Regions from separate parts of the Homo sapiens genome. Here all the other regions are linked to region 1. A link is an interaction called in ENCODE POLR2A ChIA-PET data of the cell type or tissue named here. Cell type or tissue: HCT116. All regions are shown on one strand. Links, peaks and the distances in the headings refer to the core of each region. The heading gives the core; the rest is flanking DNA.

Region 1 (7,901 bases), core at 2,150-6,149:
CAGTAATTTTCCTAAAATTCCTTTATTCCTTTGAGTGAAAAGTATTTAGAAGCCTAGATCATGGGCTAGGTCTTCTTCTTGTTGCTACTGGGTGTCATTGCTTCTAGGCCTTCTCAGCAGATAGCCTGGAAGTAGGACTTGAAATATTCATGAATGTATAATTATCTATATGAATAAATACATATAAAGGCATATATATTTATACATGTTTATGAGTATATGTGTCACTACATATCTATTTCTATTTTTATGCCTATCTATGTATCTAGCTATCCATCTTAAAACTCTTAAATTCAAACTGACGCCTCCAAAATCAACACCTTGGAGTTCATTCTATCTTCTCCCTTTTCCATATTTGTAATTCCCTTCTCTAATTTAGCAAAACTTAGTTACCATTGGCCACAATTTATTTTATTTCTTTGCTCACCTTAGAATATATAGAAACTAGTTTCCAAACTGTTAATCTAGGAATCTGAGCAAAAGCTACTCACTAGAATTGAATATTTGTTCAGAGTTGTCTTCAGACTCAGAGTACATAGTTCTAATAGTCAAGGTTCATATAGTTCAAAAGTTAACTGAGGTTCCCCCTAAGCTGTGTGGCCATGTTATTCATTTGAAATATGACTCTGTTCATGTTTTTGTTTTAGGTTTTTAGTTCTAGGAGTTTTTTCCTCCCATGCTTGTTAGTTTTCTATTCTTTTTAAAGTATGTATGTGAAACATTAAAAATTCCCAAAAGTCAGAACCATAAAATATTATACTCAAGAAGGTGTAAGTCCATCCTCCCTTTCTTCATAGAGCAGTTTTGAAGAGTAAATAATATTATAAATGTTTAGATTTTGCATTACCTGGCACATATTTAGGTCTCAAAAAATCTAATATAGCTATTCATCTAATAATCGCGCTTTTTCTATGTTCAATTACACACTCACTAAGTACTTCATACCTTTTTCTCAATGTATGAAACCAAATAAGAATGCACATATGTGAACAAAACTCTTCTAAAATTTTGGTATTTTAACTCTTACTAGCAAAATATTATTTGCAATCTTTCTCACAATTAATCACGAAACAAACTATTGTGTTTGATTTCCTAGCTAAGAAATAATGGCTTATTTCATTCCTTAAAAAGTAGAACATGAATGCTGCATGTGGCATAAGCACAGTGTTATTGCAGGAGTAATATAGAAAACATATCAGGGTCAGAACTCATTTAGTGGTGCCTTAAATGTGAAGAAAATAGCTGTAATTCTGCATAAATGTTATAATTGTTAGATTGCAGAGAAACAAAGAGTCCTGAGGCATGTCTGAAGAAATGAGCAGATTACATGCTTAACTAATTCTGGAAGATAAGGTTTCTAGATTAAGTCATGCTCTGCAAGGGAAACAAATAAAGCAAGCACTACATCATTAGAATCTATTTTATTTTAATGTATTTCTTTAAAGAGAAAGCTTTGATTCTGGAAATGTCTGACATTGCTGCATTTTTCTCATGAAGTCTTCTGTGCATACTTAACTAGTGATTCTAATACGTATATTTTACTAGTGATATTCAGTAAATATGTCAGAGAACAGATTTCTTCTCTTGGCTAAATGTTTGCAATAAAATTTCTGGATAAAATTTGAATTATTTTCCTATTTTGTGAATCATATATCCTTACTAAAGCATCTTTTTACTTCTTTTTTGATCATGTATAAAAGTTATTGAGTATCATAAGAAATTTTAAAACATTTTATTTTTATCACATAACAGGAATGGAATAAACCAAAAAAAAAGTATACTTAGAAAACTCTTAAATGACAATACAACTATGAATCTTAAACATTTTTGGGAAGCAAATAGAGATGACATATCAAGATCAAATTGTAAAATCCATGTAAGTATCACCAGCATGACAATCTTTCTAAGAGATGTTTACTTTTAGATATACTCCCTATATTCTTTATAGTATATAGAAACTTTCTTTGTCCATATCTTAATAGCAGGGTGAACTTAGAGGTAAGTTACAAGTTGCATACATTTAAATGTTAATTTTAATGCACCTTTGGTACACTTTATATTTTGAATTGAAGGGAAATTTTAATTCTGTAACATAAGTATCTTAATAGATACTTAATCATATATCCAGAGATATTAATAGATATCCAGTTTTACCCAGAATTTTCTTAAAGTAATACACAGATGCTTACTGATTGGTTAGTACCCTTCTTTCACATTTCTGAGGTCTCATCTTCCAAATGAGGTAGATTCAACAACGTTTCCAAGTTGTAGCTCCTCAGGACCCAAGTCCTCTCCATGCTGTGGCTAGGGCTTCCAAAGTCCCTCATTTCCCCACATCACCACTCCTCTTTAAGATCTCCTTCTTTCCTGATTTCTCATACAACTTTTTTATGCCCATCTCTGTCCTTGATGCTGGAGGGGGAAGTGAAACTGCCAAACATCATCACCAGGATGTGCATGAAATCCAACCACACATTGAACCCCAGATTTCCTTGGGCTCTTTTGAACACCCAATCTTTGGGTAAGATTATTTCTATGAAAATTTTGTTTCAACTTTCTAAACAATTGAACTGTAAATTTTACTGTAAGATTAGTGTGCGTCATTTAAAAAATTTTGTGTCTTCCGTGCGTTATGAGATATGTCCCATTCTGTAATCTCTGACCATGGAATCAAGCTTAAATTTCATGACCCTTTCTGAAATTACATAAGTGTCTTGAGTTTGTTTTTAACTGATATTCACCCGCCCCGCTTGTTGGTCTAAATGAAGAGGAAATTATCCTAATGACTTTATTTTCCTTCTTTAGATGAAATTGTTAGCATGGCAAGGAAAAAATATATTAGCTTTTCCATGTTTATTGCAATAAGATTTCCAGTAGATATCAGGATAATTTAAGGCTTCCGTTGCTACAGTTGCTTGCCTTTCTCTCTTCTGGTTTTGAAATTATCATTAGGAATAAAGAACTCATTGCTTTCTCCTAGCTAACCGTCTATAGCATAATACTAAATACCCTTTCAAAATGATGCTTCTATTTGCATTTATGTTACTTCATTCTACTAATTTTCCCTATGCTTTCACTCAAAAAGCTATGGATACCTCCACACTGTGTTTTTCGGTATTTCTCCCCGTGTTCTTCTGCTGGGATTTGAAAGTATACACTTGAACTTGAAATAAATAATAGTAATTCATGCAATGTAAGAAATATGCTGCTATTATAGGATAGGGAGAGAGATAACTTAGAAAGACATAATTTGTAACAATAAAAGTTTTGAGTATTTTTCCTTCTTGGCTGACTTCGTTAGTAACTATCATAGAAGCATTTGACACTTCATTTTAAAGTACAGTAGTCCCCCATTATTCTCCAGGGATATATTAGAAGACCCCCTAGTGATGCCTGGAACTGCAGATAGTACTGAACCCAATTGCTGTCAATCTTCCTGTTCATCTTCCACCTACAAATTTAATACTTATTCCACCTTAACTAAGCCCTTATCATACACTCTAGCCATAACTTTTATAGTGAAGTATGACAGCAAAGCTTGCATAATTTGTTTTCCTTCTTCCCGATTTCATGAATAGAAGACTCATTCTTACCATAGACATTAGCAACCTCAACCTCAGCATACTTTTTTTTTCTTTCCTTAAGTGGAGAACTTTCACTTTTTCCCTTAAAGGAAGCACTTCCCAGCTTCTGTTTGGCATATCCAAATTCTCACCAACATTACTATTGTGCTTTGGGGTTATTCTGAAGTCAATTAAGGGTTCCTTGAACACATGCACTGTGATATCACAGACAGTCAATCCATCACAGAGACGGATACTAAGTGACTCATGAGCAAATAGCGTGGACAGCTTGGATACACTGGACAAAGAAATAATTCACATCCTGGGCCTGTAGGAGCAGGATGGCATGAGATTTCATCAGCTACTCAGAATGATGTGCAACTGAAAACTTATGAGCTGTTTATTTCCAAAATTTTTTATTTAATATTTTCAAACTGCACGGTAACTAAAGCCATGAAAACCAAACCTTGAACAAGAGGGGAATGCTGTATATATGTCTGAATCATATTCCATTGGGAATAATTTACATAAGATATACAGCATAGCTATATCTGTATAAACAACACAGGTTTGAACTGTGCGAATCTTCTTACAGATGAAACTTAAGATTGTTAACTAAAAAAAAGATGGTAGAAAATTACATATAGTTTTATTTTATGTCTTAAATAATAATAATCAGGAAATTTGGATAAATATATAAAAAGTTATTAGCAGCCAGGCATGGTGACTCACTCCTGTAATCTCAACACTTTGGGAGGCTGAGACGGGCAGATCACCTGAGGGCAGGAGTTCAAGACCAGTCTAGCCAACGTGGTGAAACTCCGCCTCTACTAGAAATACAAAAATTAGCTGGACGTGGCAGCACATGCCTGTAGTCCCAGCTACTCATGAGGCTGAGGCAGGAGAATTGCTTGAACCCGGGAGGCAGAGGTTTCAATGAGTGGAGATTGCGCCAGTGTACTCCAGCTCATCAGCCTGGGTGACAGAGAGAGACTCCGTCCCAAAAAAAAAAAAAAAAAAAAAAAAAAAAAAAAAAAAAGGTTATTAGCAGCAATTAGTTTTATAAAGGTAGGAAGAATCTTTACTCAATAATTTTACTTTCTAACTTCACAATTTATGTAGTGTTTGAATGATTTACAGTTAGCAGTTATTACCTGTCTGAGTAGGAAAAGATAGAGATTTTCAAAAGACAAATTTTATTTTAAAAAGCCAAATGATGTAATGGAAAGTTGTGGAGTTTACAGTCAGAAAATGTAGCAGCCATCTAATCATATGACTTACTAGACTTAATTTATTCCTTCTGAGCCTCAGTATTCTTACCTGTAAAATATGATAATAATTACCAACCTAAAAGATTGTTCTGCAAGCAACATGTGAGAAATGTAAGCTGCAAATAGCAAGATACGTCTTCTGGTTTTGTATGTATGATTTTATACTGACTTACAGATACTTATAATTGAGAAAGAATGTGGTGGGGGGAAGGGTGGTAGTGAGTAGGACCATTTGTAAAATGATGAGAACAAAATTCAATAAAGAAAGCTCATGTTTCTGTGAAGTGGGCTTTTTTAGATTACACTAATAAGTGAGATCTAAGAGGACAGAGGGGAGGAAGAGTTATGGAGAAAGAGGAGCTGTTGATCCAGGGATAAAATTTCAGTTAAACTGGAGGAATAAGTTTTAGTAATCTATTGCACTGCATAGTGACTACAGATAATAATAATGTACTATATATTTCAAAATTGCTTATAATAGATTTTAATGTCTTCACCACAAAAAATCAGTTGCTGAGGTGATGAATACATTAATTAGACTGGTTAAAACTTTCTGCAATGTATAGATGGATGAAAACATCACATTGTACCCTATAAATACACACAATTATTAATTGTCATTTAAAAATAAACCAATAGAAAAAGAAAGCTCATGTTGAAAATTGAAGGCAGAAAGGGAAGGAAAATACAATGCAAATATACTGTAATACATTTTCAATCAAAGTAAAATAGCTATTCAGTGCTGAAAGTAAGGAGAAAGGGAATTGAAGAAAAAGTAACAAAGAAAACAAAAAGTCAAAAGTTGGGAAAAAAAAATAGATGGAGTTAATGACTCAGAGATTTTTAGAAATAGCACCAAGCTGTGAAGCCCAAGAATGGTCATTCAATTTGGAAAGGATGATCGAAGCCTCAATCACTTTTGTAGATTGATAATGACAGGATTAAAATATTTTTAAAGATTTTCACCACTTCCCAACCTCCTCCATTGGGAGGTTGGGAAGTGGTGAAAACTTAAACATAACCAAGTGTTGCAAGCAAAATTTGATCTACTGAATGTAATGCAGCTCTTCATGGCTTCAGGTTACGTGAGCAACAGGTATAAGCTAAGCTTTAGAGTAATATACAGATTTGTAATCTTGTGCCAATTGCTTTTCTTCCTTAAGTCTCATTTTCCTCATCTGTTAAATGAGGTTAAAAATAATAGCTATTCCATAAGGCTGTCAGGAGGAAATAATGTGTTGCTATACCTAAGACTGAATAAATGGTAAATATTGTTGTAGTTGTTGGAAAATTCTCCAGGCATTGTGCATCGATGATTTAAGAAGTTAGATATTCAAGTCAGGCGCTGTGGCTCACGCGTGAAATCCCAGCTACTTGGGAGGCTGAGGCAGGAGAATCACTTGAACCCAGGAGGCGGAGGATGCAGTGAGCTGAGATCGCACCACTGCACTCCAGTCTGGGCAGCAAGAGTGAAAGTCTGTGGAAAGAAAGAAAGAAAGAAAAAGAAAGAAAGAAAGAAAGAAAGAAAGAAAGAAAGAAAGAAAGAAAGAAAGAAAGAAAGAAGGAAGGAAGGAAGGAAGGAAGGAAGGAAGGAAGGAAGGAAGGAAGGAAGGAAGGAAGGAAGGAAGGAGAGGGAGGGAGGGAGGGAGGGAGGGAGGGAAGGAAGGAAGGAAGGAAGGAAGGAAGGAAGGAAGGAAGGAAGGAAGGAAGGAAGGAAGGGAGGAGAGAGGAAGGAAGGAAGGAAGGAAGGAAGGAAAAGAAAGAAATAGAGAGAGAGAAAGAAAGAAAAAGAAAGAAAGAAAGAAAGAGAAAGAGTTAGGTAAATATTCAGAGAGCTTCCATCTGCCCATAGAATGCAGGACTTCAATTCGCATCTTGAGAACTGAAATTGGTTACTTAGAACTGAGTGAACAAGTGTGTAGGCATGATGTAGATTTATTTATTTTTCTCTCAGGAGTTATTTTAACAATTTTGTTTTGAGACTTCTAACAGACTTTCTGGAGCTCTCCTACCAGCTGCTATTGTTCTGTGTCCCTTGCTGGCAAGTACTGTCTTTCAATAGAGATGAGCCAATTTATTTGATGCTGCCTCTGGAGAAGAGAGAAGCCCTTTGGGTACAAAGTGTGCCTGTCATGCAGATGGCTTCTCTAATCTAATGAGGTAGAGAGCTGAGCAGTCAGGAGAGGAAGGAGTGTTGGTAAAAGCAGAGTCTGTTCTCTGCACCCACTTCTCCCATCTATATATGAATAGTTAGTACAAGAGCCACTTTCTACAAGAATCTTTAAACTTTGACATGACTATCCTAAAGATGAGCACATCTGAGTCTGTGCATGGCTGGTGTATCAGTGCAGTCTGTTTGGACAGCCACTTTCCTCTGCCACAAGGTGTGTTTCCTTTTTATTCTTCGTGACAGTTTGGCTTATAAAGTCTTCCCTTATTGATGCAATTGTGAGAGAATAAATTTCATTCTTCCCCTGAATCTGTAACATCTTTAGAATATAATCTGAATATCAAAATTTAGGTTTTTGGTTTGGTTTTGTTTAATTAATTCATTTAACCATAAATACTTCTGTAATGAGAAACCAATTGTAGCTTATAGAATAACCTGATAGTGGTGATGAGGGAGACATAAGCCTGCTGCCTTAATGCTTTCTGTGCCTCAGTTTCCTCATGCATATAAGTGGGAAATATGTCACTATCTTTTACTGGTTTCATAGGATTATATTCAGTGCCAGTTATATTTGTTCTAAAACACTTGGATAGTTATTTGTGCCTTCAAAATTATCTAATGTCATATGAAAATACAAATTTTGAAAGGATACTATTGCAATGAGCTGTCAGTTTTAAATATTTTGATTTGAATTTTATTGAAAAACCAAATTCCACCTTAGGTTTTCTATCTGAAATGTTTAAAATTTGTGTAAATATTAACATCACATGGAAATCATATTCTATTTAAATTTTTTGCCATCATTTATTTTTTATCTGACTCTCCTTGTAATTTTATTTTCAATTGCCTTCAGGGAACAATATGCAAACTCTTCGAGAACTCATTTAACTCTTGTCA
Region 2 (7,901 bases), core at 2,513-6,512, 280 kb after region 1:
CTGTGCAACAAGAAAGTACCTTAACAAATCAGAAATTCTGAACCGTTTCCAAGACATAGAAAGCATTTTATAATAATTGATAAAGATACCAGATCTGAGAAAACTGCAACCCAGAAGTGCTTGGAAGAAATGTGCTGCAGAGAGAGGAGCCATTTTCCCCAGCTGGCCCTTGATAGTCTAACAAATTGCCAAAGGATTTCTGCTTGGAGGGTAATTACAGTGGAGTAATTTATTAAAGGAGAATTGCCTCCTCACAGCTGGACAACTGGCTCCAGTTCACATAGAGGTACTTAGAGCCACTATGAGGGCTCTCTGAGTAATGTGGACAGGGTGTAGGAGCAAACAAGAAGCAAAGCACAGTCCTCTGAAACTCAAAAGGGTATGAAAGAGTAAGAATAGCCCCTCTGCCAGACAGAAAATGCTGTCCGCTCCCAGAAAAATTCCTCCTTTACCTTGAAAAATGAGGGAACTCCTAGCTTATCTACTGGTACCTGCCCAGGCACTTAGAAGGAAAGTCTGTGTCACCATGTGTAATACTCTCTCAGTCAACACTTTCATTCAGAGAAGAAGTAACTGGGGAAAGAGATTTGCCCAGTTTAGACAAAATCTATACCAGTCATAAGATTAATCAATATTAGATTCCAACATAGAGTTTCTAGCTTCAGAGTCCATGCTGTTATCCAGATAATAACTGAACCAATCTACATAATTCAGAAACATAATCTGTCCACCCTCCCTGTCATATATATCTTGATTAAAGGGGATTTTTTGTAAGCCAGATAAATATCTAATTGGTGAATCATCAACCTGTACAAATAGTGAAATGGTAAGGAAATGTATTTTGGAATCAGAGGGTTATCACATGGGTCAGCCCATCATTTCATGGAGCCATCCTTTGATCATTTCCCAGCTGTTTCCAATTCCCAGAGCTTTTTACTTCCTTCATTGTTGATGCCATGGAGCCTCTAAAAGGCTTATAGTAACGTTCCTAGGATCTGTAGTGGAACACCCATGCTAGGCAAGGGTGATTTCCCCATACGTATTTTTTGGAAGTTGGGGCTTGTAAATAGTTGACTACCTTGACTACCTCTAAGTGTCATGCAAAGCTGAGCCAGAGCCAATGAGAGATTCTAGCCAGTTTCACAAATAATCCTGAATAATTTATTTGGCAGCAGCTATGATTTTATTTAAAAGTTGATAAATCTGAAAATATCTTTAGATCCTATTCTATAAAGAAAGGCAAACAGGCTTCATCAAGAAATTGACAAAAATACTTTCAGTTCTGTGTAAGTCAAATCGATGTTGCTATAAGGCCAAAGGATAGTGAAGTAGGGACGCAAAAAGTTAGCCATATTCCAGGATCTGACCTTCAAAATTATAGGCTCAAAAATTTGTTTAAAGTCATCTTTCGGTGTGACTGACACTACCCAATTCACAAGGGGCTAATATATAAGCCAGAATTTTAATAATTGTTTAGTACTGCGTATCTAAATACAAACATGTTTTCTTCCAACGATGCATCATAGTTTATAACTAGACTGATGAAATAAACTTGGAGTCCTAGTCATCAACAATCTTGAGCTACACAATAGGAAAAGGTGCAGATCTTCCATATATCTGTTGCTTTGCAGTAAGGTAGAAATGACTTCTACTTAAGAATCTTAAAAAATTATAATAGGGCTTTTGATAATAAAAGACATCCAACAACTTTTAAAGTGGAAGTTTGGCACACTCAGTATAAGCACTTTAGATCATGTTTTAGTTTTCTTTTAATGTCATAATATCAAATTATTGATCAGTAAGTATGAAAAAAGTCTAAAGAAATGAGCCAACTGCCTGTAGAATGACTTCATATCAGTGAAATTATAGTATCTATAATTACTGAATAAAACATGAAAAGGCAATTTAGCTCCATGTATTGCTCTTGTCAGTAAGCCAGCATGCCTGTTTATCATGTAAATAGGATAGTAGTTACAGATCATGCTCCAAATCAGAAACTATATTCTTTCTAAACTCTTTATTTGAAGATCTGAGATGCAAACTGTGGTATATTCATCAGTCTTATTAAGCCACTCAGATGGCAATGGCATTAAGTCCAGGCATTGGCCAAAATGAAAATAAAAGTTAAAGAGCCAGAGATAATGACCTTTTATTACAGTTACTTACTTCACAATGTTCAATGTCATGTTCCAATGTGAGATGGTGACTCAATGGTATTTTATAGGAAATCTGTTCTTAACCCCGCTTTCTTAAAGTGGTGTGTTCTGGGTTTGTCAAGACGAAGGAAAGATGTGAAAATTCGCCATGGACATATCCCTAACTTTATTAAAGCGTGACTTGTTGAAGAAACAGAAAATAAATTGTTTCTTACTAAGAAACAAAAGCAAAGAAGAAAGAGAAGGAGTCAGGGAAGAAGCAAAAGAAAAGGAACTCACTAAGAAACACATGGAGATTATGCCATGTAAGAATCACAATAGGGCACCTGCCTTTCAAATATTCTTTCCAGTCCTCCAAGTCCCCCGGATTTATTTGTAGAGTACTCCTAGTAGATCAAGGTGTACTTGTCCACTGCTTCCTCACTTGCAGACTTTGATCAATGATGGACACACTAAAAGGTAGAACATTCAATTGGAATGCAATATATAAAACTGAACCCTTACCTAAACGTTTCAAATCTTTTAAAGCAGCTTAAACCAATCGCAAAACTAATTTTCTTATAATTCACATCAATTCAATTCATATTTATCCAGCTCCACAGGATGCAGGGTGCTGAACTTCACCATAATTTACAGAATGTAGGGAAGACACAACCCTGTTTTGAATAGGAAAAAAATGTAATGAAAATCTCTTAGACCTATTGGGAATCAAAAGCTAGGAGTCAGAGGCACATGTAGGTAAAGAGTATTAGCAACAAGGCAAGTTAGCTTCGCCTAGTAGATAATAAGCCTATGGAAAAAAAAATTTTTTTATTGTGAAAATGAGATTGTTAAGTATTTGTGTATGCTCGTTTTTGGCAGATGTAATACAAACTGAATCAAACCGTAAGGGAAATGTATTATTTTCCATTACAAGAAGTCCCAAGGTATGGTTGTCGTAGGTTGATTAACACAGCTGCTCAACGGCATTGTGAGGTTATGGTTACTTTCAGTTTATAGCTCGCTGTCCATAGAGTATCTATCTGCCTTCCCTTTCACCAGATTCTCTCATACTTACGACATGGCTGCAAGCAGTTCCAGGTACCACAGGCAAACACATCACCACCCAGCAAAGGAGATACTGCTTCCTCTGTACGTCTTTTTAAAGGTTAGAAAAACATTTCCAGAAATCACCCAACAGAATTCCTCTTATATTGCTACACTTCCAAATTGACTCATATGCCCTTGCCTAAACCAACCATCGGCAAAAAGAATAGGATTTCCATGATCAACATATAGACTAATAAGATTTTCTTATGAAACAGGGATAAGGTAATCTCCCCAAAGCAGTACTTGTCAGAAAAAAAAAGTGGGGTTTTATCTTAAATTGAAAGGAAGGAATAGCTGTTAGGTAAAAAACCAACACACTGTTAGGTAAACGGCCAACAATCTTGCTTGTTATTTTTTCGTAGATTGTAGATACTGTTCATTCTTGTCTCATGTCCCCAAATTAATTCATTGGCACACAACAGAAGGTAGAATTTGGGGAGAAGTCTCCTGTAATTATTTATACTAGAGTATATTTTGGATTTTAACCATCTGCGTACATGGCTGTATCCCCAGCCATTCAAATAGTGAATGAATTACTTGAGAATTATTCAAAGCACCTAGTATAATGTTGGACACATTGTAGACACACAGTTTATTCATTCGATCAACATTTATCTATTCATTTATTAGTAAGGCAGACTTCCATGGACTCAGAGCTGGCCTGTTTCAATTTAAATCCTGGCTCCACCACTTACTAGCTGTGCAAACTTTGGCAAATTCTCTCATCTATAATAGAGAGACACTGTAATAATATTGCCTGACTCATGAGGTTTATTTTGTGAGCATTATATGAGCTTAGATGTTTAAAGCACTTATAATAATGTCTAGGTAATAGTATAGCTTAATAAATGTTAGATATTTTTATTTATTGATATATTATTTCTAACTGGTAGGTTGCAACATTTTCCATCATCCTATTTACCTCAGTCTGAACTGTGTATAGATGGATTTTAAAGTTTTGCTTCACTGTGTGACAAAACAATGACTGTTTGAACACAGTGTGATAAAAGAGGGCTGTGAGCTGCAAGCTCAGATTTTCTGTCAAGTGCCTGCAGCTCAGAAACAGCAAGAGTTCAGAGTTGAGTTTCAGCAAAGCAACGGAGAAAGGAAATTCCAAATTATTTATCTGTAACTTCTATAAAAAACACTGAGAGCCGATTGGCTTGCTTCAACTAAGCTATATCTCTTCATAACTACCAAAAGCATCTAGTACCATCTTACTATACAAAAGTTAGAGATCACTTCAATTAATATTCTATACAATGAGTACAGTCACTAAAAAAAGCTATGTCAAATTGATCCATGGAAGATTTCAGTTCCATCTCTAGGCCTTTACATCTCCCTCTTCTATCAAAAATAAATTAAAAAGAAAAAAGAGAGACTTTGCTCCTGTTGTAACTTTTTTTTTTTTTTTTTTTTTTTGAGACGGAGTCTCTCTTTGTCGCCCAGGCTGGAGTGCAGTGGTGCAATCTCGGCTCACTGCAAGCTCCGCCTCAGTTCCATCTCTAGGCCTTTACATCTCCCTCTTCTATCAAAAATAAATTAAAAAGAAAAAAGAGAGACTTTGCTCCTGTTGTAACTTTTTTTTTTTTTTTTTTTTTTTGAGACGGAGTCTCTCTTTGTCGCCCAGGCTGGAGTGCAGTGGTGCAATCTCGGCTCACTGCAAGCTCCGCCTCCCGAGTTCACGCCATTCTCCTGCCTCAGCCTCCCGAGTAGCTGGGACTACAGGCGCCCACCACCACGACTGGCTAATTTTTTGTAATTTTAAGAGATGGGGTTTCACCGTGTTAGCCAGGATGGTCTCAATCTCCTGACCTCGTGATCTGCCCGCCTCGGCCTCCCAAAGTGCTAGGATTACAGGCGTGAGCCACCGCACCCGGCCTCCTGTTGCAACATTTTTTAAAACACTGTAAAATACACCTGAAGTTTTTATAATGCATTTGAAAAAACTCATATCTTTTCTTGATTATGAACCTGCCATTCCTACTAAAATCTTGGGAGGCTTTTTAGAGCCAGAAAAATTCTACATTATTCAGTGGCACTTTTAAAATAAATATGGTTTTTGAAACTGCAATGATATTTTATTTATAGAGAAATGAATGCGTAATAAGTGGATTATCAGCAAAACAATGTTAAACTTGTGAATTCATTAATGAATACGTTTTTAGTTACAATTCTGATGTACCATATTTTTAAGATTCACATCCCTATTGTAGGTGGAAAATGTTCAGGTTTGTATAAAACCTTCTGATTTTCTGTATATCACTTTAGTAATTCAGTACTTGAATTTTCTCTTGGATATGTTTTGCCAGTTTGTTTCCATTCTTTTATTCTCAATAATATAGGTCCAAAGGGGAAAATAACATAGCAATGAATATAGTTTTCACTTGGCTCATGGATTTATTTTTATTTTGGCTAGTTCTTCTGAAATTCATGTTGACTACAATTGCTAAATATAATTGTAATTGATCTTCTGAGAACGAGAAACACAGTTTGTTTAAATTTTTTTTAAGTTTTCCCTTTCCAATACATTATTTATAAACAATACTCATATTTTCTCCTCATTCTTTAGGAAATACGTATTTCATGTACTCTAAGAGACCATTAACTACAAGATGCACCATTATTTTATATAGCACTAAGGAAGCATGTTGAAAACAGTTTCAAAAATGGTTTCATATAATTTGAATTTTATTTTGTATTAAAAGATTATTTAGACTTATTTAGACAGATTTCATTTTGTCACTCTTGTGCACACAAAAAAAACAAAAATAAAAGCAAAATAAATTGGTTAATGAATTTCTAAAATTTCTAAATCTGTTCTCAATACTCAGATTTGATAATGCTCTTTTTTTCAGATACCATTTCTGCAAATATTGCTTTACTGTTGCCTCCAAAATCTTCCAAATTGCTTGACTCTCATTCTGCTAGTTTTGATGGTAAAGCCAATATTAAAAGGTTTCAGACGACAACCCAGATGCAGATCCCTTCTTTAAGTCACCTTTGAGTGATTTGTTGACTGGAACATCAGCAGGAATAATAACTGTGTTGAGCGTACGTTGAGCAAATAACAACTGGGCCTGGCAGACAGTGATAGTAAGATACCACAGATTTTAAGAAAAATCCCCATTTCAAAGATGTAAAAAATGTGAAAAAAAATATTGTGAAAGAATGTATTCAGTTGAGTGTTTAATCCATCACTCAACCATCAGTCTCCATGGCATTTTCCTTAGCTTCCATGATGGGATCCCACATCACTCAATGCTCTCAGTTCTAACAGTCTTCCATGTGCAGTTAGGAATGCACAGTGAAGAGTTACTGACAAAATTCATTACTTCTGGCTATAAATTCAAATGATCCAGAAACTAACAAGACTAGTGACTCCACACAGTAGGTTTTGTTTCTCATAATACTTTCTTGATTACAAGGTGCAGATACTTAGATCATCATCAAGTGGGATACTATGTAGTGAAACTCAGATCGAGGTGAAAACCAGGCCAACAGAAGTGGAGTAACTGCAAGGATGACATTGGACAGTGATCACAGATGTGAGCCCTGGGATCAGATAGCCATACTGGAATCCTGGCTTCACCACTTATTAACTCTGTGACAATGAGCATGTTTATTTTTTTCTCTATGCCTTAGTTTCTTCAAAGTTTTTCATAGTTTAAATTCCTAGGGAATGATTCTTATTGCCTAACTCACCTTTTCATGCCAAACAGTGTCATTGGCCTCAGTCCAATGAGCTGCCATTGAATCAGGTACACATTCCTCCTCAAATTTGCTGTGACTATGCTGTAGGGGGTGGTCACACAATGTGCATGAGCTCTTTCCCACCTTTAGAGCCATGAGAACAATTTTACTGAAAAGGAGCTATCGATGGGCACACACTGGATTTCATACTTTGAGTACATCTCCCACCCACCACCTTTAGGATCAAGGGTTAGATCCATCTCTCCTCAGAGAAAACAAAGTTTTTTGTTTGTTTTAATTTGATTTGATTTTAGGTTCCAGGATACATGTACAGGACATGCAGCTTTGTTACATAGGTAAACGTGTGCCATGGTGGTTTGCTGCGTCCATCAACCCATCACCTAGGTATTAAGTCCCTCATGCATTAGCTGTTTGTCCTGATGCTCTCCCTGCCCCACCAACAAGCCCCGGTGTGTTGTTCCCCTCCCTGTGTCCATGTGTACTCATTGTTCAGCTCCCACTTATGAGTGAGAACATGCAATGAAAAACAAAGTTTAAAAAAAGAAAAAAGATATAGAGATGTTAAACTAGTTGGGCCAGCTTGGAAACAAATCTAGAAAAAAATGACACTTTTTGACACAGGATGTTATTATGATTTTTAAACAATGAAAATTAGGATTAGATGGGAAAATAGCTAAATTCTTAATATAACCAGTCTCCTTCCATCTTTAAGAACGACGGCTCCTAAGCTTTTGCTCAACTTCAAGAGACAGGGATGGGAGGGAATGAACACTGGAGAATCTAGCAAACTACATAAGAAAAAACAAGAAAGAATTCTCATTAACAATATGAAATTTGCAAGTTGGTAAGTCAGTTTTCCAACCTCTGGAAGTAGGATTACCTAGCTACTTAAACAGTTTAACCCCTGGTTTTTAACACAAACATTTGCCTTTTAAGCTATTT
Region 3 (7,901 bases), core at 2,513-6,512, 100 kb before region 1:
GCTTAGACTATTAATTGATAAGCTATGCTGTCTTTCTAGATTGTCAAACATAAAGCATGATTTCTGTGCTTTTTTGATTTTTATACTACCAGACTTGCCCTATACCTGTGTGCCTTCTTTATTAGCTACCCATTATTAGTTTGGGCCCTCAAGTAAGTTTGTCTTTTCTTACCTAACATAGACAGAGTTGTTTTGATGCTTAAAACCAAAAACTCCAAAAGACACATGTATATGCATGCATGGCTTTCTATCTTAAAAGCAACAGGGATTCACTGAACAAGTTAAAATGTAATGTCATAATCCAATTGTATTAAAATAAGTCGAATATCTTATAGAGTGATCCTACATTCTAATTTTATGAATTGGAAGTGTAGTAAAATTAATTTATTTAAAATAAGGATATTAGCAAAATGTCTTCAAGGTCCCAATGAATTGAGTCATGAATCTCATAGAATTTTAGATATTAGGGAAGGGTAACACAGGAATGCTGTGCTCTCGTTATGATGCTAATATCAAATAAATCCTAACTGTAAATATTCATTCCAATTTTTAGAAACTGATTTCTATAATGTTATGACTAAGAAAATATATTCTGAAAGTCCCACAGAACTACTTTTCTATTCACTATTGATGTTAAAGTATTTCCAAAAATCCTGGTTAAACATTTGGAACTCCATTTTAAAGCTAAAAAAGAAGCTTTGAAAAACTAAGACTGGATTTTACATTTGATAAGACTGCCAATTACTTTTCAATTTGGCTGTTAAAAATATTTAGATAGTAAATTGAAAGTTTTTATATCTACCACTAAAAAGTGGTGTTTGTCCTCAGAATGTCTGAGATAGAAATACATGATGACGCAAAGGCCTAAGAAAACTTTTAGTTACAGTGGCTGGAACTCAATATATATCTCCGAGAAGTAAAACAATACATACTGTCAACTTGGATTATTTCCATAATTGTCTGCCTCTTTAAATCAGATTTTTAAAATCTGAAACTAATCGAAACAAAATAATAGTTTACTCATTATACTTGAAAACTGCAGATAAATTTTATTATTATTTGTATATGTTAAACCTCTCCTAGAAAACATAGGACTAGATGTTATTGCACAAAACTAACCATAATTTTTTAGATTTTAGAATTCCCAAGGCAGTTAATAGAGTATAAGGATGATAATTTTGTTTTAGGCCATATAAAAGAAATTATGCTTATACAGATTTTTCTGTTTACCTTTTACAGAATAGTTGCATGTATTTGTTTCTATGTGTGCTGGTTTATTGTAATTTGCTATTTTTTTCAGTAATCTCAATTGCAATGACTTCTTTCTATGTAAAGAGAGAATATTAGTAAATTTGGGACCATTGTTTATAAGTAAGGTTTGCCAAAAGGCTAATACATTCTTTTCTGTAAAAATATAATTTCATGTTTGCATTACGGAAGAATGAATTAACATATGCAAATCCAATGACATTTTTGTTGGAGATCTTGCTGCATAACCCTATCATCTTGATCTACTTAAAGTGAAGTTTGTCCCTTTGTTTAAGTTCTAATACAATTGCTAAGCAAGGACCTTTACTTAGGAGGTACTGTGGGGAATACAATTCAGAGATTCTGTGAATAAATTTTTGTCATTAACTTTGTCAATCACACTATAATTCTTATCATAACTTCTCTCCCGGATGGAGTAGAATGATGTGGTAATTTCCTGCCAAGGTAAAATTGTTGGCCAGGAACTCCCTAACTTCTTAGTTTGCCCCAGCACAAGCCAGCCTGAGAGTTTAGATGCACAGAACCACTAAGATGTTTCAGGTTTTAACTGTCAGGTAGAGGGCCAAAAGCCGTCATAGAACAGCTAAGTATGGCTTGAATATTACTTTTAAGCAGAATACAAAAGGTGCTTGGCCTAATCAGAAAGTACTGCCTTGTCAAGTTTTAAGACTCCCCCAAAACAAGTTACCAGTGTCTATTTAGAATCCAGGAAAAGACACGTAAACTGTGAGCAATTAGGATGATTTTTATATTTTTCTACTATATTTCTTCAACAGTAAATATGAAAGAAATAGGCTTGTATTGCTTGTTTGGAGAATCTCACTCTTCTGTTATTAATCTCATTATTTGCCTAAGTGCTTACTATGTAATCATTAGATGAAGAAGTATACAACAATAGAAGGAAAATGTATGAATTCTAAACTAAGTTTATCTCTGAAGTCTGTCAATTATACATTTTCTTATTCCCCTAAACGAGGAGAGAATATTACTTATAATTACATTATTTAGTTACTAGAAAGAACGGAAAGATCTAAACATAAGGTTCAAAATCATAATTAGATGGTTCCTTGCAGTGAGCTCAGTAATCCATAATAATTTGATACAAACTGACATTTGGCTAAACCTGTGACAAGGAAAAAAACAAACTTTCATTGGAAAATAAGTAAATAATCTCCTAGGATCTTGAAGTATAGGCTAAAATTAAGGGTTTTTCGAGCTGAAGATAAGCTGATAAGTGTTACAGCACTTTCCTCCAGACTTTCAGCAAGCCCACAATCTACAATAGTCCCTAGTATTCCTTTTATTTTGCTCTATCACTTGCTTTTCTTTTTCTTTTTCTTTTTCTTTTTTTTTAAACTCCCCAGTGACTGAAGACATTTTTCTTAACAGGTGATTTTTCAATGAAATGTCATTTTGGCTTTGTGAGTATCCTTAGTGGCATGTACCAAATGACTCATTTCATTTGTGACCAGGGCCAAATTCAAATTTAATTTTCCAGAGGGGACAAGTTAATGTATAACCTATTGTGCCACCTGGCATCCTAAATTAAATTTCCTGAACTTTTTTCACTGAGAACAGAATCAGGTATATTGCTGTGTAAAGGCATTTTCAAGTGTCAGCTGTGACTTTGATCACTCTTATAGTCATATAACCTTTTTGTTAGAACTAATAAATAATAAATACCCAAGATTCTTAATTTTGAAAATAACAATTGAGTTATTTGGCTCTATGGAATTGCAAATGCCTATATTCTGAACATTACGGAAATACTAGAAGTTTTCACTTGGACTTTCATTAAAACATCATATATCCAAATGATATGCTTTATGAATACAAACTTAGAGTAAAATTTTAATTTGAAATTCAAACCCAAACAAATTTAATTCCAAGGATTCCAAAGCCCATGTTCTTCCCACCACATAATATTAGAGTTGCAGGTATTTTATTAATTTTTATGGAATGTGTGTATATCATTAAATTAAACAGAGAGAAAAGCATTTTAGACCACATCAAAATGGCATCTAGACACAAAGCCCTGGTAACATTTTATATCTGTAGGTTTAAACAAATGAAGTAAAACTCAGAAGGATTCCATGTGTATGAAATTCTGATTTATTAAGGCCACTTTTTGTCTGGAGTGGCTTGACATGTCACCAGGACACAATAATCATCTCTAGCATAATATATATCCTGTAGCTCACCAATTTACATTCCATTAGTAACTTGCTAATTTTTATACAAATATTCATTTTTCTCTATATGTTTGACTAAACCCAAAATGAGCCATTTCAAATAGCTAACAAATATTACACTTTTTAAATTAATTAAATACTGTTTGAATTTATGAATGAATTTTTTTTTAATTTCAGAAGCTGTTACTCCCTTCCTTATCCTTAACTGGAAGTTAAGACTACAGATTCTGAGTTAGACCAAGCTTCAAATTCCAGATATGCCATTTATTTGCGGTGTAACCTTGGAAGATAATAATAATGATTTCATTGGCTAATTATGAGAATTAGGCAATTTCATTTGACTAACGCACTTCAAACAACACCCACACATAGTGAATACTCAGAAAACATCAAGAAATACCTGTCTATAATACTTGATTTCTAGTGTATTTATTTTCTCTTTTCCCTCCTTTTTACTTCATTTTTCTGACAAGTGATAAATAATAATTATAAAAAATTAGAATATATGAAAAATAAAACTCATGGCATCTCCATCTAATCACATGTGCTATAAATATTTGAGAGTGTTGCTTCTTTTTTAAAATTTTGTTTTAGGTTCAGGGGTTCATGTATCGTTTGTCATATAGGTAAACTTGTGTCATGGGAGTTTGGTGTACAGATTATTGCATCACCCAGGTACTAAGCCTAGTACCCAACAGTGATTTTTTCTGATCCTATTCCTCCTCCTACCCTTGACTCTCAGCTATGCCCTGGTATCTGTTATTCCCTTCTTTGTGTCCATAGGTACTCTATGTCTAGCTCCCACTTATAAGTGAGAACATGTTATATTTGGTATTCTGTTCCTGTGGTTGCTTGCTAAGGATAATGGCCTCCAGCTCCAAACATGTTCCTGCAAAGAACATGATCTTGTTCTTTTTTTATGGCTGCACAATATTCCATCTTACATATGTACCATATTTTCTTTATCCAGTTTGCCATTGATGGACATTCAGGTTGATTCTATGTTTTTGCTATTGTGAATAGTGCTGCAGTAAACATACACATGTAGGTGTCTTTATGGTAGGACAATTTATATTCCTTTGGGTATATACCCAGTAATTAGATTGCTAGATTGAATGGTAGTTCTGTTTTCAGTTCTTAAAAGGAATCACCACACTGCTTTCCACAATAGTTGAACTAATTTACACTTCCACCAGCAGTGTATAAGTGTTCCTTTTTCTCCACAACCTCATCAGCATCTGTTATTTTTTTACTTTAGTAATAGCCATTCTGACAGGTTGAGATGGTATCTCATTGTGGTTTTGATTCCATTTCTCTAATTATCAGTGATATTAAGCATTTTTATATACTTGTTGGCCGCATGTAGGCCTTATTTTAAAAAGTGTCTGTTCTTGTCCTTTGCCCACTTTTTAATGGGATTTTCATTGCTGTTTGTAAATTTAAGTTCTTTGTAAATGCTGGATATTAGATCTTTGTCAGATACATAGTTTGCAACTATATTTTTCCCTTCTGTAGACTGTTTACTCTCTTGGTAGTTTCTTTGCTGTGCAGAAGCTCTTTAGTTTAATTAGATCCAATTTGTCAATTTTTGCTTTTGTTGCAGTTACTTTTGGTGCATTGATCATGAAATCTTTGCCAGTTCCTATGCCATAAATGGTATTGCCTAGGTTATCTTCCAGGGTTTGTATAGTGATGGGTTTTACATTTAATCTTTAATCCATCTTGAGTTGATTTTCATAGATGGTGTAAGAAGGGGTCCAGTTTCAATCTTCTGCATATAGTTACCCAGTTATCCCAGTGCTATTTTTTGCATATGGGGCCTTTTCCCCACTGCTTGTTTTTGTAAGCTTTGTCAAAGATCAGATGGTTGTAGGTGTATGGCATTATTTCTGGGTTCTCTATTCTGTTTTGTTAGTCTATGTGTCTATTTTTATACCAGTACCTTGCTGTTTGGGTTACTGTAGCCCTGTAGTACAGTTTGAAGTTGGGTAACATAATGCCTCCAGCTTTGTTCTTTTGATTACCTAGGCTATTTGGGCTCTTTTTTGGTTCCATTTGTATTTTAAAATAATTTTTTCTAATTCTGTGAAGAAAATGTCATTGGTAGTTTGATAGGAATAGCACTGAATCTGTAAGTTGCTTTGGGCAGTATAGCCATTGTAACAATATTGAGTCTTCCTATTCATGAGCATGAAATGTTTGTCTGCTTTTTGTGTCATCTCTGATTTCTTTGAACAGTGTTTTGTAATTTTTCTTGTAGGGATCTTTCACTTCCCTGGTTAACTGTATTCCTAGGTATTTTACTCTTTTTATGACAATTGTCACTGGGATTGTGTTCTTGATTTGGCTCTTGGTTTTGATGTTGCTGATGTATAGAAATGCTACTAATTTCTGTATGTTGATTTTGTATCCTGAAACTTTGTTGAAGTTGTTTGTCAGCTGAAGGAGCTATTAAGCAGAGACTTTGGGGTTTTCTAGATATAGAAGCATGTCATCTGCAAACAGAGATAGTTTGACTTTCTCTCATCCTATTTGAATGCCTTTTATTTCTTTCTCTTGCCTGATTGCTCTGACTAGGACTTCCAATACTATGTTGAATAGAAGTGGTGAGAGACGACATACTTGTCTTGTGCCAGTTTTCAAGGGGAATGATTCCAGCTTTTGCCCATTCAGTATGCTGTTGGTTGTAGCTTTGTCATAGATGGCTCTTATTGTTTCAAAATATCTTCATTCACTACCTGGTTTATTGAAGGTTTTTTAACATGAAAGGATGTTGAATTTTATCAAAACCTTTTTATGTATATATTGAAATAATCACGTGCTTTTTTGTCTTCAGTTTTGTTTCTGTGATGAGTCACATTTATTGATTTGTGTATATCAAACCAACCTTGCATCCCAGGAATAAAGCCTACTTGATCATGGTAGATAAACTTTTGTGCTGCTAGATCTGGTTTGCTAGTATTTTGTTCAGTATTTTTGCATCAGTGGTCATCAACAACATTGGCCTGAAGTTTTATTTCTTTGTTGTGTCTCTGCCAGGTTTTGGTATCATTATGATGCTGGCTTCATAGAATGAGTGGGGAAGGAGTCCCTCCTCCTCAATTTTTTGGAATAGTATCAGTAAAAATGGTATCAGCTCTTCTTTGCAAATCTGGTAGTATTCGACTGTGAATCTATCTTGTCCTGGAGTATTTTTGGTTAGTAGATTGTTTATTACTGATTCAATTTCAGAGCTCATTGTTTGTCTGTTCAGGGATTAAATTTCTTCCTGGTTTTTCCTAGGAGTACATACACACACTGTTACGATCACATTGCAAATATGATTCTTGGTCTTGCCTTATTCATATAATATTACAACAACAACAAAATATTTTCTAAGAAACATGTAGACATCATTTTAAATATCCACATAATGGTTTAAATTATTAATATATACTAAGTTATCTAACTATATTTCTATTATAGAGCATTTAGTTTATTTTTATCTTTTTATCATTATAGTTAGTGTCATGATTCATTCATTCACCAACTAAGAGTGTTCTCTAGCCAGGAGATACGGTAGAAAACAAAAGATGGAGAATCCCTACCTTTGTGAAGCTAATACTGTGGCTGGGGAAGAAATAATATAGACACAGATAAAAACTTCTATATACATATAAATAAATGGCATGGGCTACAAAGAATACTAAGGCAAGACATAGATATAAAAGGTAATGGGGAGGCTCTCTTTTAGACAAGGGTGAATTGAGAAAGCTTCTCTGAAGGGGAGATAGTTGAACAGACACCTGAATGCAATCCTGATGAAATCATAAAAATATTAGTGCATAAAATGTCTCATTATAATTTTTTTAGTATATATGTACATTTATACATAGATGAAAAATCAATAGGTGCAAAAATCCTAAATATTTTCATGCCGTATCCTAAAGGCACTCCCCAGCAAGCATTAATATAAGCAAATCAATAACATGATAACAGCAAAATAAACATATTTGACTCACTGGTTGATAGATGACAGGTTCAAAATATGGCTCATAGAGTTACATGATTACTCAGGCCAATTTTCTTGTCTGGCAGGTTACAAGTCATGGATCTGAAAAGGGAATTTGGCTTTATATTTCTCAGCAAAATCGTCATCATCTATTTATAAAATATGGTCAACATCCATGGGTATGATTCTAACAGGCTCATCTGCTTGGGTTCAAACTATTGGCAACAGCATATCTACATATTATTATACCTATAAAACAACTTAGACTCTCCTGTGGAATCTCAGTAGACAGAAACCTGTTATATTCAGCAATCTATAACCTGCAAAGAATTTCTTCTGACAGTCAAGGTGCATAATGGAGGCTGCCTTTGCTTAGAATTTTACATAATCACTGACAGTCAGCCTTCCTGTAGAAGTTCCCATATTCAGCGCTTCAGCCCTTTGATCAT

What was found. Peaks named below come from ENCODE experiments on the same cell type or tissue, not always from the same donor. Only the 100,000 strongest peaks of a DNase experiment are listed, where the experiment ranks them.
Region 2: POLR2A ChIA-PET joins it to region 1 with 5 read pairs; 2 of 35 experiments call an interaction of 5 or more read pairs at or near these places.
Region 3: POLR2A ChIA-PET joins it to region 1 with 5 read pairs; 2 of 35 experiments call an interaction of 5 or more read pairs at or near these places.

Annotation. Positions count from the first base shown.
Region 1 is chr12:78,924,845-78,932,745 of GRCh38, forward strand. The region is part of intron 1 of SYT1 (synaptotagmin 1); the gene reads left to right. All of the region lies in intron 6 of LOC105369863 (a long non-coding RNA gene), which reads right to left. Among named protein-coding and RNA genes, the nearest start is that of SYT1, 64 kb to the left of the region's middle. In HCT116, for the core only: no CTCF peak of the experiment used is centred there; DNase peaks (open chromatin) are centred at 3,837 and 4,337; H3K27ac peaks cover 2,531 bases.
Region 2 is chr12:79,200,135-79,208,035 of GRCh38, forward strand. All of the region lies in intron 3 of SYT1 (synaptotagmin 1), which reads left to right. Among named protein-coding and RNA genes, the nearest start is that of MIR1252, 220 kb to the right of the region's middle. In HCT116, for the core only: no CTCF peak of the experiment used is centred there; no DNase peak of the experiment used is centred there.
Region 3 is chr12:78,822,377-78,830,277 of GRCh38, forward strand. No RefSeq gene overlaps it. Among named protein-coding and RNA genes, the nearest start is that of SYT1, 38 kb to the right of the region's middle. In HCT116, for the core only: no CTCF peak of the experiment used is centred there; no DNase peak of the experiment used is centred there.